Linked DNA regions of Homo sapiens: region 2 is linked to region 1. The links are chromatin loops, found by intact Hi-C in ENCODE. Cell type or tissue: K562. All regions are shown on one strand. Region 1 overlaps NOS3 (nitric oxide synthase 3). Region 2 holds the start of CHPF2 (chondroitin polymerizing factor 2).

Region 1 (2,500 bases):
ATGGGGGTTTCCTGCCACTGGGGTCCCCCCAGCTCATCCCGTCTCTCTAGCCCCTGTGCCTCATTGGGGTGGCCCCCAACCTGGCTGAGGGCCTCCAGCTCCTGCTGTTCCCTGGGCTCTTCTGCCAAGGTGCTGAGCAGCCGCAAGAGCTGAGGGCTGGGTGGGGAGGTGATGTCCAGGAAGAAGGTGAGAGCCTGGCGCAGCGTGCACGGGGGCAGCCGGGGGTCCCGCACCCAGCCGGGGGGAGGGCCACCTGGGGATAGTGCACAGGGAGCTCTGAGGACAGGGCCCAGCAGGACTGCAGTACCTGGGCTGATGTTTGTGTTTTGGTGACTGTTAGAGAGCCTGCCCTTGAGCAGCGGGGTCGGCCTGTCTAGGTAGCCTCAGTGTATTGTTCGGGGGCCCCTGGCCGGACTGGGTTGGTCTGGGCTCCTCTGCCTCTGACTCCACCCCCTTATTTTAAATAAAGCCCAGGCATTGATGTGGCAGCAAATAGCCCCAGTGCCAGCTCCAGAGCAAGCTAGATTGCTAGGGGAGCCTCGGAGAGGAGCCCAGAGGGAGGGGACAGCCTTTTGGTGGGGGTGCATTTGAGGGTGTGGGGATGGTCCAGCAACAAGGCCAGCCCGGCAGTGGGCAGCACAGCCAGCTCTGAGCCTGCCTGCTGAGCTGTGGAGGAGGTGGCCACCCCCTGGGTCGGGTCCTGAGCTCCTGGAGGCCTGGGGCCGGGGGTGGGGCTGGGCATGGGGCTGGTGTGCCCTGTTGCTTCCCAGGCTGCCCCTCACCAGGGCTGCCCTTCTCCAGCTGCTCTACTGCCACGGGCTCAGTGGGCGCCGGCGGGTCCTCCACGCGGCTCAGCAGCGCCTCCACAAGGCCGGGCCGGTTGGGCGGGCAGACACCTATGTGGTCCCCCGGCTGGTACTGCAGCCCCTCCTGGCCTCCGGTGTCCAGGCGCACCAGGATGGTGGCCCTCCTGGGGGTGGGGAGAGGGGCACTTATGGGGAGTCAGAGAGGGGTGGGGGCGGGAGAATGTGGGAGGAGGAGGGTCCAGGGTCAGGGTGTTCAGGACAGGGGTGGGGGGGCGGTAAAGCCGTCGTCCTCACGTGGACTTGCTGCTTTGCAGGTTTTCCACTGAGCGGATTGTAGCCTGGAACATCTTCCGCCTGTGCACGTGGATCAGACCTGGGGGCGGGGAGGGGCAAATGAGGCAGCCTGAGCTAGGGAGCAGGGCCTGGCCCCAGAGTGCTTTAGTCCCGGGGTGTGGGGGCCTCAGAGAACCAGCCGGGTTAGGGTGAGGGCAGGGCCCACCTGGCAGCAACTGCAGGCCCTCGGCCTGGGCGCTCAGCCGGTACCTCTGGCGCTTCCAGCTCCGTTTGGGGCTGAAGATGTCTCGGGCGGCGGCCTTGGCATCCTCTCCCACACAGAAGGTCTCACAGGCGGCCTGCGGGACAGGCCGGTGAGGGCTGAGGACCTCCCGCCACCAGGGGTCGCCCTAGTGAGGCGCCTGGGCGGCTTCACTGCGTCTTGCTCCTGGGGGGTTGGCAGCCCCAGTGGCTGAGGCCGGCGCCAAGGACAGCACCTTTTCCGCCAGCCCATTTCATGGATTGGCCGCTGGGCCCAGGGACCCGGCTGGCTCTTTCTCTGCACGTCCTGATTGGTGCATCGTTCCTTATCTGGTGCGTGTTAATCCCGTGATCCGAGAAGCATAGTGCTTGGCACACGGTAGCTCTGTGAAGGCGTCTGTGTGTTCAGACCTGCATTCAAATTCCGAATCCCGTACTTACAGTGACATGCCTCAGTTTCCCCATCTTTACACCTCATTGTGTTCTGGTGAAGATTAAATGAGATACTTTATGTAAAGCCCTTAGCTTTCCACAAAGTGCGTGCAGATAGTAAGTGCTCCTGGGAAGGGACGCACAATTCGGGCGGCAGAGGGGACCCCACGGGGCAGATCCCTGGGAGGGTGTGGATCCCGTCTACTCCTGGTCAGGCACACAGCTGGAAAACTGCTGGGCCAGTCCCAGGCTTGAAATGCAGGGCTCACCCGTGATTGGCTGAGCCTCATATCACCAAGTCCCGTTAATCTTTCTTTTGTGGTGCGTGTGAAGTCTTATATCTCTTCCTTCCTTCCTCGGCCCCTCCCTCCCTTCCTTCCTATCTCCACTGCTGCTGCTCTGCTTAGCTCAGCCTTCCTGCTTCTGGTTCGGTGATGCTGTAATGGATCCTACGCCTCTAAAGTCCTATTCCCAAAACCTGATGATGTGGTCTCATCCCGCTGCAATGGCTCTTTTTGTTTAAATTCTTTAAGTCTTATTTTCCGTTCCCTTCTTCCCAATCAGGGCCTATGTGTTTCTGCAGCCTGACCTCCCCGTCCCTGAGGTAGCCCCCACTCCCTCTCCTCCTAGGATGCCCTCCTCCTCCAATCAAGGCAAATCTGCTGAGCTCCAGCCTGGGCCCCGGGACAGCAGCACTGCCCTGAACAGTGTGGCACTGGGGAGACCGA
Region 2 (2,500 bases), 220 kb before region 1:
CAGAGCGAGGCCCGCTGGCTTCCAGGACCAGCATCCCCAAGAAGATTGTCCTGTCTTCACAACTCCTTCTGCCTGCTCTTCAACTGTGAAGGTGTCGGAACTAACCCCCAGCCAAAACGGTAATAAATGAAACAATCAATTTCACTCACACTGGGATTATGGTCTGTCTTCCACTAAAAAGAGGAGGAAGTAAAACTCAATACTGCCAAAGCTAACCCAAAAAGGAACACTACACACATCTGCAGACTGGGCCTAAGTCAACAGATGACAGCAAGTGATAAGAGGTAAGGGAAAAGCACACGATCCATCAAAACAACAGCCCCAACCAGAGGAGCCGGAGCCTGCCTCAGTGGGCCTTTCCGGAAGAATGCCTGCCTCTGGCATCGGTCCTCAGGCGGGCTACTGAAGGGGCTGCTGAGCCACTGCGGCAGGCCCGGTGGGCACAAGGGAAGGGGCCAGAGCCTCTTTCTACTCTGCTCCCCGTGTTTGAGAAGACGCAACGGCTACAGGAACCCCTCCTCCCACTCAGGAGCGGTCTGGAGCCACTCGCATGGCACACATAAGTTCTGCCCACCCGAATGAGGTAGATCGGTGACTCAGCACTGACAGCCTCTCAGGAGCGCCATGGCCGATGGAGCCATCTTGCAGGGCATTCTCCTCGGAACCCCAGCTGCTGAGGAGACAGCAGGCGGGGACTGGAACTCTGTGTGCGAGCGATTCGGTGCCTGGTTTTACCAGGGCCCCAGGGGCCAAATGAAGCAAACCAAAAGCAAAGAGAGAGCACAAGCAGCAACTAGAGACAATGCCAGGGTCCTGGGAACGCAAACAGAAGCGCGGCCAGCTTCCGACAGGACCCCTGCCGGGGGCCCACAGCCCCTGCGCTACCTCTCGGCGATCAGAGACCAAGTCTAGCCCTAGAACGAAGACCCGACGCGAGTCTTCGCCGTTCGTCTCAAAACAGAAATAAACTGGCCACGTCACCGGGCTGCTGAGAAGGGGGCTCGGGAGACCAGCTCGGGTCGTTCTGCGAGGCGGGGTCGGAGGTCGCGGCTGGGAGACTGGGGCACAGACCTCGTTCTCAGGCCAGTCGGCGGGAGCGGAGGCCGCGCCAGAGACAGCATCGAGGCCGCGAGCGCAGGACCAGGAGGGACGCCCAAGGCCCTCGGGGAGGAGGCCCGGGTTTCAGGGCCGGGGGCCGGCGGACACCGGATAAAGGACGGCCGGGGTCTCCCGGCGTCCCGGGAGGGGGCGGGGCGGAGGCGTGGGGACCAAGAGCGGCGTCCCGCACGCGCCTGGCAGGGAGCAGGGACGGGGAAGGGGGAACAGACCCCAGTGCCCGCTGAGGCGCCGGCTCCGCCGCTGCAGCCGCTGCCACCTCACAGCCCCTGTCCGCAGCTTCCTCTTCCGCTGCCTGTCAGTCACCCGTCTCTATGGTGACCGCATCCGGCCGCTCGCTCCGCCCGCGCGTTCTCTATGGTCGCTCCCACGGCCTCTCAGCACCGCGCACCTCCTCGGCTGGGATCCGGGCTGCCTGGCCCCAACCGGCCGCCCCCCGATAAGACGCGTTCGCCCCCACATACGCGAATCCAGGCAAATCCAGAGTGGACCAAAGCTGCCCCGTAACTTGGGCTGAACACCATCTGCCCTGGAAAAAGCATACCCCCACCCTCGAGAGCGCTTTTCTCCCAATTGGCTGTGGAATCCCATCAGCCTTTCAGTTGCCTAAGAAATGTTTGTTGTTTGCCAGGCACGTACGTTCATCTAAGGATGCTAAGTTCCGGGCATCTTCGTGAGTGCTGGGTAAACAAGCGGTGGACGAGATGGGCATGGTCCCTGCTCTCAGGGAACTGAAAGTTGAGGGAGACAGGTAATAAACACGCTTGACATAGCAAGAATAAAACAGGTAGAAATCCCAGTCTGATAAGTACCATTGCAGAAAAGCACAGAGTCCTGTGGAAAAACTAAACAAAGTATTAAATTAGACTGGGAATTTGGCAATGCTGAGATCCAAAGGTTCAGGAAAAGTTATCCAGACATGAAGTGGACAGTTTTCCAGGCAAAGAAAAGAGCACCAGAATGTCCTGAGAGAGGAAAGAGATTGGCTTGGAGAAGAACTGGGAAGGCCCAGGGCATCTTTGAGCCTGGTGAGGGGAGAACAGCCCAAGGTAAGGCTGGGGAACAGGGAACAGGTAAAGCATTCAGACCACCACAGTGGTTCCCCAACCAGAATGGCACCCTCCCTAAGGAGCAATTTGGAAATGTTCGGGGCAATTTTGTTGTCAAATGATTGGGGGAGAGGAGCCAAGGAGGCTCCATGTCTTGCACATTGCAAGATGGTATCACACAAGAAAACTGTCCTGATCCCACACAGCTTTCACATGTCCTACTGAATATTCATATAGGTTAAAAAAAAACTGGTTATAATCATCTGATGTGCCTGTGTCTTATATACAAAAAACAAAGTAATCTTGTAGGGGTGTAAAATGTGCTGAATTTTTAA

The links. Hi-C counts contacts between places; a loop is a spot of excess contacts. Peaks named below come from ENCODE experiments on the same cell type or tissue, not always from the same donor. Only the 100,000 strongest peaks of a DNase experiment are listed, where the experiment ranks them.
Region 2: it touches region 1 in a loop (2.9-fold over the local background); 3 of 110 quality-filtered maps call a loop at or near these places.

The regions. Positions count from the first base shown.
Region 1 is chr7:151,007,868-151,010,367 of GRCh38, reverse strand. NOS3 (nitric oxide synthase 3) reads right to left here. Exons shown (of 27, transcript NM_000603.5): 18 at 1,306-1,438; 19 at 1,101-1,179; 20 at 783-970; 21 at 81-253. Among named protein-coding and RNA genes, the nearest start is that of ATG9B, 15 kb to the left of the region's middle. RefSeq lists an enhancer at 1,574-1,623. In K562, CTCF peaks have their summits at 865 and 1,484 (motif pointing right); DNase peaks (open chromatin) are centred at 887, 1,207, 1,567, 2,087 and 2 weaker places; H3K4me3 peaks cover 2,295 bases.
Region 2 is chr7:151,231,386-151,233,885 of GRCh38, reverse strand. CHPF2 (chondroitin polymerizing factor 2) reads right to left here and starts at 1,403. Exons shown (of 4, transcript NM_019015.3): 1 at 1-1,403. RefSeq lists enhancers at 1-531, 1,487-1,546 and a silencer at 1,107-1,306. In K562, no CTCF peak of the experiment used is centred here; DNase peaks (open chromatin) are centred at 265, 607 and 1,425; H3K4me3 peaks cover 2,058 bases.